Linked DNA regions of Homo sapiens: region 1 is linked to region 2. The links are chromatin contacts, found by POLR2A ChIA-PET in ENCODE. All regions are on one chromosome and are shown on one strand. Each heading gives the region's core, a stretch centred on a gene start or an enhancer-like site at or near the end of the contact. The rest is flanking DNA. Distances are from core to core; before and after follow the strand shown.

The links. ChIA-PET counts read pairs that join two places held with the same protein, here RNA polymerase II (POLR2A).
Region 1: POLR2A ChIA-PET joins it to region 2 with 16 read pairs in H1. The contact joins two enhancer-like sites. POLR2A ChIA-PET finds 5 or more read pairs at or near these places in 4 of 52 experiments (AG04450, Caco-2, H1 and 1 more).

The regions. Positions count from the first base shown.
Region 1 is chr20:47,564,256-47,569,406 of GRCh38, reverse strand. All of the region lies in intron 1 of NCOA3 (nuclear receptor coactivator 3), which reads right to left. Among named protein-coding and RNA genes, the nearest start is that of NCOA3, 65 kb to the right of the region's middle. Within about 2 kb of position 1,251, at least 11 of the 41 ENCODE cell types and tissues checked have a DNase peak (open chromatin) inside an H3K27ac peak, as active enhancers do.
Region 2 is chr20:47,240,433-47,245,567 of GRCh38, reverse strand. The region is part of intron 14 of ZMYND8 (zinc finger MYND-type containing 8); the gene reads left to right. Among named protein-coding and RNA genes, the nearest start is that of MIR3616, 76 kb to the right of the region's middle. Within about 2 kb of position 2,912, at least 4 of the 41 ENCODE cell types and tissues checked have a DNase peak (open chromatin) inside an H3K27ac peak, as active enhancers do.

The DNA.
Region 1 (5,151 bases), core at 2-2,501, 330 kb before region 2:
CATCCAGCCTTTAAAAAAACAAAATTATTTATTTTTTATTGGGGGACGGTATGGGGTGGGGAGATAGGGTCTGGCTCTGTTGCCCAGGCTGGAGTGCAGAGGCACAATCTTGGCTCACTGCAACATCTGCCTCCCAGGCCCAAGCAGTCCTCCCACCTCAGCCTCCCGAGTAGCTGGGACTACAGGCGCATGCCACCATGCCCAGCTAATTTTTGTAATATTTTATAGAGATGGGGTCTTGCTATGTTGCCCAGCTTGGTCTCAAACTCGTGGGCTCAAGTGATCCTGGTCTTGAACTCCTGGGCTCAAGTGATCCTCCTGCCTCAGCATGAGAGGCTGTGGCAGAAGAACTGCTTGAACCCGGAAGGCAGAGGTTATAGTTAGCTGTGATCACACCCTGCACTCCAGCCTGGGCAACAGAGCAAAACTCTGCCTCAAAAAAAAAAAAAACTGTTTTAATTTGTCCCAGCCACCCCAGCCTTCATTAACCACCACCCTGATCAGTCAGCATCCATCAATACTGAGGCAAGACCTTCACCCAGCAAGATTTACAGCTTACTAAATGTTAAGATGATCAATCAGCATTTTTTAGCAATAATTTTTTTTTTTTTGAGACAGAGTCTGGCTCTGTCACCGAAGCTGGAGTGTGGTGGCACAATATTGGCTCACTGCAGCTTCTGCCTCCCAGGTTCAAGTGATCCTCCCACCTCAGCCTCCCAAATGGCTGGGATTACCGGCACACACCACCACCACGCCTGGTTAATTCTTACATCGTTTTGGTAGAGATGGAATCTTGCCATGTTGCCCACGCTGGTCTCATGGAGCTAAAGGGATCCACCTGCCTTAGCTTCCCCAAGTGCTGGGATGGAGCTACCCACCAGGCCACAATAAAGTATTTTTTTAATTAAGGTATATACATTGTTTCTTTAGACATAATGCTACTGCACACTTAACAGAATGGAGTGTAAACATAACTTTTTATCTACTGGGAAACCAAAAAATTAGTGACTCATTTTATCACAATATTCATTTTATCACAATGGTCTGAGGTATGCCTGTATTTTTTTTTCTTCTACCATGTGAACTATTCCAAAGATAACAGAAAAAAAGTACAGACTTACAGTAGCTGCCTAGCTTCTTGCCACGGTCTGGCACAACGGAAGTGCCATCATTCCTCCCTGGTTTTATTCAAGTACCCAATGCATTCCTCACTTGTCAAGGAAAGTAAACTCAACTGGAGCCACAGCAGCTTGTTGCCTGGTCTTCTTCCAGGACCAATGCAGCTTCTGTGCCAAAAATAGAACTTGAAAGGAAATACTGACTATAAAACAAAAGCAAACAAAATAGTGGCCTGTATGTCTTCTTGCTCTGCCAGAGTTGTTTTTAACAAAAGACTTAAAAGCCACCAGGTATGGTGGCTCATGACTGTAATCCCAATCCTTTGTGAGGCTGGAGGAACACTTGAGGACAGGAGTTCAAGACCAGCCTGGGCAACACAGAAAGACCCCATCTCTACAAAAAGAAAGTAAAATAATTGGCCTGGCACGGTGGCTCACACCTGTAATCCCAGCACTTTGGGAGGCCAAGGTGGGTGGATCACCTGAGGTCAGGAGTTGGAGACCAGCCTGGCCAACATGGTGAAACCCCGTCTCTACTAAAAATACAAAATATTGGCCGGGCACGGTAGCATGTACCTGTAATCCCAGCTACTTGTGAGGCTGAGGCAAGAGAATCACTTGAACCCAGGAGGCAGAGGTTGCAGTGAGCCAAGATCATGCCACTGCACTCCAGTCTGGGCAACAACAATGAAACTCAGTCTCAAAAAAGAAAGAAAAGAATTAGCCAGGTGTGATGACATGAACCTTTACTCCCAACTACTTGGGAGGTTGAGGTGAGAGGATCACTTGAGCCCAGGAGTTCGAGGTTGAGTGAGCTGTGATTGCACCACTGCACTGCACTCTAGCCTGGGCCAATAGTATAACATCCTAGCTCTTTAAAAAAAAAAAAGAAAGAAAGAAAAGTACTCAAATATTTTATGTTACATCAAACAAAACAAAGTACAACCGAGTGCAGTGGCTCACACCTGTAATCCTAGCACTTTGGGAGGCCGAGGCGGGGGGATCACAAGGTCAAGAGATCAAGACCATCCTGACCAACATGGCGAAACTCCATCTCTACTAAAAATACAAAAATTAGCTGGGTGTGGTGGTGCACACCTGTAGTCCCAGCTACTCGGGAGGCTGAGGCAGGAGAATCGCTTGAACCCAGGAGGCAGAGGTTGCAGTGAGCTAAGATCACATCACTGCACTCCAGCCTGGTGACAGAGCAAGACTCCGTCTCAAAATACATACATACATACATACATACATACATACATACATACATACATACATAGTACTATACCATGTAAACTGTTAGTACTAATAGTACTTTTTTAAATTTCTTCTTTTTCTTTTTTGACAGTCTTGCTATGTTGCCCAGGCTGGCTTCCAACTCCTGGGCTCAAGCAATCTTCCTGCCTCAGTCTCCCAAGTACTCAGGACTACAGGTACACGCCACTCTACCCAGCTATGCTTACTCTTTAAAAAGCACATTAGGGCTAGGCGCAGTGGCTCATGCCTGTAATCTCAACACTGTGGGTGGCCAAGGTGGGTTAACTGCATGAGCTCAGGATTTCAAGACCAGCCTGGGCACACGGCAAAACCTGTCTCTGCAAAAAATACAAAAATTAGCTGGGCATGGTAGCACGTGCCTGTGGTCCCAGCTATTCTGGAGGCTGAGGTGAAAGGATCGCTTGAGCCCAGGAGGTTGAGGGTGCGGTGAGCTGAAATGGCACCACTGCACTCCAGCCTGGGAGACAGAGCAAGACCCTATCTCAAAAATAAATAAATAAGGTGATATAGATAAGGGGGAAGAAGAGGGAGAAGAAAGTAATTTCAGGTCTGGGAAGGGCTCTCCTAAGATACAACATTTAATCCAAGAGCTAAAAGGAACCAACCACACGACTGTTCCAGACAGATAGCGCTATATAATGGTGGATTTCATTATTCATGTTAATTATAGTTAATCAATTAACTATTTTATTATCATTATGTCCAATAGCCCCAAGCTTCTTCCAAATTCCAGCTTGGGACTCACACTGTAGACCAATGAGAACTGGGAACAAAAAGGGAGGGGTGGGAGAAGTCAGCCACAGTGGCTCACGCCTGTAATCCTAGCACTTTGGGAGGCCGAGGCAGGTGGATCACTTGAGGTCTGGAGTTCGAGACCAGCCTGGCCAACATGATGAAAGCCCATCTCTACTGAAAATACAAAAATTAGCCAGAAATCGCTTGAACCCGGGAGGCAGAGGTTGCAGTGAGCCAAGATCGTGCGACTGCACTCCAGCCTGGGCAACAGAGAGAAACTCAGCATCAAATAAAAAAAAATTTTTAAATGGTGGGAGAGGGAATGACATGCTTCATTTTTAAACTTAGGTTTAATGGTGTCAATGAAAGAACCATACAAAGCTAGTATACAACATCACTTTTAGGAAGTATAAGAAGTTAGTGGATGGTCATGGGAGTATTATCAAAAATAATGCTTGTTCCAATGGATCTGGAAGGAGGAAAAAAAGATTCAAATCCCAGCTGTCCTAATTACTAGCTATGTTACCCCACCTCCCTCCTCAGTTTCTTCCTTTTTTGGAACAGGGTTTCAGTCTGTCACCCAGGCTGAGGCTGGAGTGCAGTGGCATGACCAGAGCTCAAGGCAACCTCTGCCTCCCAGGGTGAAGTGATCCTCCTGCCTCAGCTTTCCAAGTAGCTGGGACTACAGGTGCATGACACTATGCCCAGCTAATTTTTGTGGTTTTAGTAGAGACAGAGTTTCACCATGTCACCCAGGCTGATCTCCAACTTCCTGGGCTCACGCGATCTGCCCACCTCAGTTTCCCAAAGTGCTGGGATTACAGATGTGAGTCACTGTGCCCAGCCCTGCCCTACCTATCTAAAACAGCAGGGCAGTTACAAAGACTAAATAATCGAGATCCTCCCTACCAGTGACACTGCCTCTGGATAAGGGAAAGCCATGTCTCTGAGAGTAAAAAAAACATACAGCTCAGCCACTCATTAAGAGAGACATCTGGGGCCAGGCACCGTGGCTCATGCCTGTAATCCTAGCACATTGGGAGGCCGAGGCAGGCGTGTGACTTGAGGTCAGGAGTTCAAGACCAGCCTGGCCAACGTGGAGAAACCTCGTCTCTACTAAAAATACAAAATTAGCCAGGCATGGTGGCACATGCCTGTAATCCCAGCTACTCTGGAGGCTGAGGCAGGAGAATTGCTTGAACCCACGAGGCAGAGGTTGCAGTGAGTCGAGATCGTGCCACTGCACTTCAGCCTGGGCAACAAGTGTAAAACTCCTTCTAAAAAAAAAACCACCACCCTATAGTTAAGTAACAGAAAGAAAACATCTCTGGTGTATAAACAAACAAGGAATTAAAGTTTAGGATACATAGGAGCTTTACAAATTAGAAAAGACAATCTACTAAGAAAAACAGACAAGAAAAGACAATCTACTAAGAAAAATGGACTAAGAACCAGAGTAGGCAATTCACAGTAGTACAAATGACCAGCAAACACATGAAAACGTGCACAACCCTTCCAAGCATTCAGGAAATGTAAAATAAAGAAAATGGTATTGTGGCAAAAATTAAAAACTTTAAATGCATATATCCTTTAGACTCAACAAGTCCATGGCTAGAAATACAGCACAAGTACATCAAGATACAAAAGATGTAGATACCAATTGGGGTTTTAACAAAGATGAAAAATATAACAAGGATATTCACTACAATATTCTACCTAAAAAAAAAAAAAAGAGGAGAAATAAATAATGACCATCAATAGGGGAATATAAACTCCAACTTGATGCAAGCTCCTTGAGGTGAGAGATTTCAGTTTGTTCTGTTTGTTGAATATATCCCCAGTAACTTGCACATGACAGGTACTCAATAGTTCTTTGCTGAATTAACAGATGAATGACTAAATAAAGGACATCCAACAACAGTATATTACATAGCCATTGAAAATAATGCAGTAGATGTCCATATACAATTACCTAAAAGGATGCCCATGCTACAATAATTGAAAAAAAAAATGCAAGCAAAAT
Region 2 (5,135 bases), core at 1,663-4,162:
ACGGTTAGGAGTGTTCATTTCAAGCTGGGCATGGTGGCTCACGCCTGTAATCCCAGCACTTGGGGAGGCCGAGGCGGGTGGATCATTTGAGGTCAGGAGTTCAAAACCAGCTTGACCTACATAGTGAAACCCTGTCTCTACTAAAATACAAAAATTAGCGGGGCGTGGTAGCAGGCGCCTGTAATCCCAGCTACTCGTGAGGCGGAGGCAGGATAATCGCTTGAACCCAGGAGGCGGAGGTTGCAGTGAGCTGAGATTGCGCCACTGCACTCCAGTGTGGGTGGCAGAGCAAGACTCCCTCTCTAAAAAAAAAGCAGTGTTCATTTCAAAGGTTTTGATGATTTCAGCTTTGCTTTCCTCCCCTCATGCCACCTAGGCATCTCCAAGTGTATTTTCTTACAGTAGTAGGACAGTATTTGGGTGATTGGTGCCAGAATACTGAGTGCTTCTTAGGGCACTAGAAAATGGAGTATGGTGGATATGTGTATTGGCTTTTTTGGGGAGGGGGGGCGGACAGAATTTGGCTCTTGTCGCCCAGGCTGGAGTACAATGGTACAATCTCGGCTGACTGCAACCTCCGCCTCCCGGGTTCAAGTGATTCTCCTCCCTCAGCCTCCCAAGTAACTGGGATTACAGGCACCTGCCACCACGCCTGGCTAATTTTTGTATTTTTAGTAGAAACAGGGTTTCACCATGTTGGCCAGGCTGGTCTCAAACTCCTGACCTCAGGTGAGCCACCCAGCTCGGCCTCCTAAAGTGCTGGGATTACAGGCATGAGCTACTGCGTCTGGCCTTACTGGCTTTTAATCTTATTTGCATTTAACTTAGCTCAGAGTTTCACAACCTTGCACTTCTGACAGTTTGCCCTGGCTAATTCTTAGTCCTGTGTATTGGAGGATGTTTTCCAGCATCCCTGGCCTCTACCAGCCAGATGGCAACCTTACTTGCTCAGTTGTGGCAGTCACAAATGTGGCAATCAAATATTGCCAAATATCCCCTGAGTCTCAGAGGCTACGGTTATATTCTGAACCAGCAGTGACTACCCCACAGCCTAGTGCAGCCTGGGCATGTTAACAAGCCCAACAAAAGGGGTGTGGGAATGATTGGAAGGATGTCCTTCCCACTGACAAAGTATTCAGCACATTTTTGAGTTGGCTTGGCAATTAGGTTAGAGGATTCAACATGCTCAATAAAGATACTGAAGAATTAACTAAGGGCCCAGAAGAAACATTGCCCCAGGACAAATTACAGGTTGTAGCCATAAAACCTTATGTATGTGGCGAGTGACTTAAGGGATAGCCAGGTTTAAATCTTGACTGTGCCTAACTTCTATCAGGAGCTAACTTGTCAATGAAACCCTTGAATAAGATGTAACTCCATGTCCTTTGGGGTTTCCATTGTCTGGTGGCTTAAAGCAAGTCAGGGATGGGCCTTGAGAATCTTTCTGCTGTGGTTATGGTCAACCTGGGCTGCTCTGGAACCTCAGCTGTCAGAGTGAGAGAGGATTCCTGCAGTTCAGCTAAAGAGAATGTCTGTGAGAGGTACAGTGGAGGAAGAGAGAGATACAGTTACATAAGGGAGGGAGGATAGGCCATCAAACCATCCCGACCCATCTGTTAGATTTATAGATGGCCTCTGAAAAATATGAGTATGTTATGGATTGGGTTTTGAGAGACTGTCTCTGTTGTTGCAGAGAACAATAGGAGTAGCATTTATTTCATGAGGATCGTAGGAATATTTGGGTGCAGATGGCAGTGCTCCTATGAGTGACATATTTATACTGTTCTTTCTTTCTGGAACAGATCTTTTGATTGATTGGTTTTGTGCCCCTACCTCTTCCAGAAAGAATTTGCAACAGATTGACAAGGATACATAACCATATGAAACAAGATGAAAATAAAGACATCCATGTAAAAGGAAAATGAAGGTAGAATAGCAAGTGGTCTGGGGAAAGGTTTTATACAGAAATCTGTACTATTTCAATCTTCAGAGTTAGGGAAGTTGGCTCTGAAAGCAGAATGGGAAACACAGTACCTTAGAAGATCTCATACTTTCCAAAAAAACAAAAAACCATTCTAGTTGATTAAAAGAAGTAGAACTTTTCCTCACATTGATGTCTGAAGGGAATTTCTCCAGGAAGCTTTAGTAGATGGTGGACAATTAAGCTGAAGATGATTCTAAAACACAGTTCAGTTAGAGCAGCTTCCTAAGGCTTGGGGCAAAACCAATTGATCTTAAATTCAGAGCTGATGGTGGTTTGGGTCTTGAAAAATTCTCGTGTCAGACTCCGCTAGAGAGCATCTTTTCAATGATGTGTTTTCACTTAAGAGTTTAGTAAGTGAAGGGCATTTTGGATTGCGCTGTTGTGACCTCCAGCTTACCTTCCACTAGGGATGCAGCTTATGGGTAGAATATGAATCTTCAGATGGCAAAACAGCTTTTATAGCTAATAACCTCAGAACAGAAGCAAAGAGAGCACACTTAGACTCTTCGCTGTGCTTTCACTGGCACATCAGTAATTTCCATCCTTCTACAAAGGGGATGCTAATTTTTCTCTTAAAAAGTCCTTGCTTTATAAATGAAAAACAGTGACCAGTGACAAATTCAGGAATTAAGTAGGTTAATTTGATAGGGCAGCTTCTCAGGTGCTGACCCTTTAAAAAAAAATTCACCCTTTTTTTCCCGCTACAGGTGATTGATTATGTACTCCAGATTTCTGGGACAAATGAAATTTCCTGTAGCCTCATTTTGTCTCCATAAACCATCAGGATTCCTGGAAATTTAAATATTTTGATATCTAAATAACTTCAAACAATTTTGAGCCTGGAATCTTATCGGATTGTATACTCTAGTTCTTTATTTGGCAGAGAGCCAGCTGTGATCACTGCAGAGCAGTAACCCCTCCGCCCTGCTGGCTGTTTGCTTTTGCAAATCAGGAGAGAGAAAACGACCATTTTGCGGTTGCCCTTACGGTGGGGAGACAGGCTAGCTCATCAACAATAACAGTATATTTTTTGGTAATGTGGCAGGAAAGGAAGGCATTGAAGGCACTTACGTGGGTTAGAAGCTCTGCTAAGGCACTGCCCCCTGCCCTCCTCTTAGAAGGGCCCAGTTCAACACCTCATCTCCACCTGGAAGAGGCGGGGACTGTGCCCCATATCTGGCAGGTGGCCCTGGAAGCATCGGAGTTCTTCACTGCAGGAAGCTCTCCTTCCAGACCCACCCCAGGCTCTTGCTGACCAGCTTGGCTGGATTCTCCTCTCTGGGGAAGTACAAGGGCCAGCAACATCTCGATAACCATCGAGAACGCCCTCTGAAGTCGGGATAGTCAGCTTGTCTCTTTCCCTCCTTGGCTTCTTAAAACCCACAGCTTACTGAATGAAAATCCTTGCTGGAGTAATCAGGCTCATGTCTTTTTCTGGGTAATACTGATCTTAAAAAGACAGACATAGGCCGGGCGCAGCGGCTCACGCCTGTAATCCCAGCACTTTGGGAGGCCGAGGCGGGTGGATCACAAGGTCAGGAGATTGAGACCATCCTGGCTAACACAGTGAAACCCCGCCTCTACTGAGAATACAAAAAATGAGCTGGGCATGGTGGCGGGCACCTGTAGTCCCAGCTACTCGGGAGGCTAAGGCAGGAGAATGGTGTGAACCCAGGAGGCGGAGCTTGCAGTGAGCCGAGATCGCGCCACTGCACTCCAGCCTGGGTGACAGAGCAAGACTCCATCTCAAAAAAAAAAAAAAAAGAAAAGAAAAAGAGGCAGACATAATCCTTATTTAAAGGAGTTTGATGTCAGGGAGCATAGTCCAAGATCGGGGTGCTGGCTTGTACCTGGGTGTGGTGTGTGTTCCCCAGATATCCTCTCTGGGGCATAGGCTCACCTTACCGGGGGCTGAGGCCTGTGCATCCATAACTGAGCCACCTTTACAAATGAGCTCCCGTGTGGTCATCGCCTCTACGTGCTGCTCAGTGCTTCTGGCTCTAACCTCCCTTCCAGCCCCTCCTCCCTGCCTGCCCTCACTTACTCAAATGCTCTGTATTCCTAGACATATCTTGGCTGATGCTGTTCCCTCCAGATTCTCACTTTCCGCCTGTTGAAATCCTACCCTTTATTCCCCACCAGCCCAGCTCCTCCAAGATGACATACTCCATATGGCAGCGTTTTTCAAACTTGAGTCATTCACATTCATTGTCTTTCCCGTTCTCAAGTCCTGCTTGTATAATTTTTGACTTTTTTTATTTAAAGAATCTTTTTTTTTTTTTTTTTTTTGAGACGGAGTCTCGCCCTGTCACCCAGGCTGGAGTGCAATGGGGCGATTTCGGCTCACTGCAACCTCTGCCTCATGGGTTCAAGCGATTCTCCTGCCTCAGCCTCCCAAGTAGCTGGGATTATAGGCACACACCACCATGCCCGGCTAATTTTTTGTATCTTTAGTAGAGATGGGGTTTCACCATGTTGGCCAGACTGGTTTCGAACTCCTGACTTCGTGATCTGCCCGCCTCGGCCTCCCAAAGTGCTGGGATTACAGGCGTGAGCCACTGCACCCGGCCAAGAATCTCATTCTTTAAAAATAAAATTAAGCTCATTTAAAGCGGGACACAGTAGCACGTCCCGTGTAGTCCCAGCTATTCGGGAGGCTGAAGTGGCTTGCTTGAGCCCAGCCGGGGTGATATAGCAAAACTCTATCTCTTTAAAACATAAAATAAAATAGGCCGGGCACGTTGGCTCACGCCTGTAATTCCAGCACTTTAGGAGGCCAAGGCGGATGGATCATGAGGTCAGGAGTTCAAGACCAGCCTGGGCAAGATGGCGAAACCCCGTCTCTGCTGAAAATAAAAAAAATTAGCTGGGTGCGGTGGCAGGCGCCTGTAATCCCACGTAGTCGGGAGGCTGAGGCAGGAGAATCGCTTGAACTCAGAGGGCGGAGGTTGCAGTGAGCCAAGTTTGTGCCACTGCACTCCACCCTGGGTGACAGAGTGAGAATCCATCTCAATAAATAAATAAAATAAACTCATTTTATTTACTTTTCATTTATTATTATTATTATTTTGAGACGGAGTCTCACCCTGTCACCCAGGCTGGAGTGCAATGGCATGGTCTCGGCTCCCTGCAACCTCCACGTCCCGGGTTC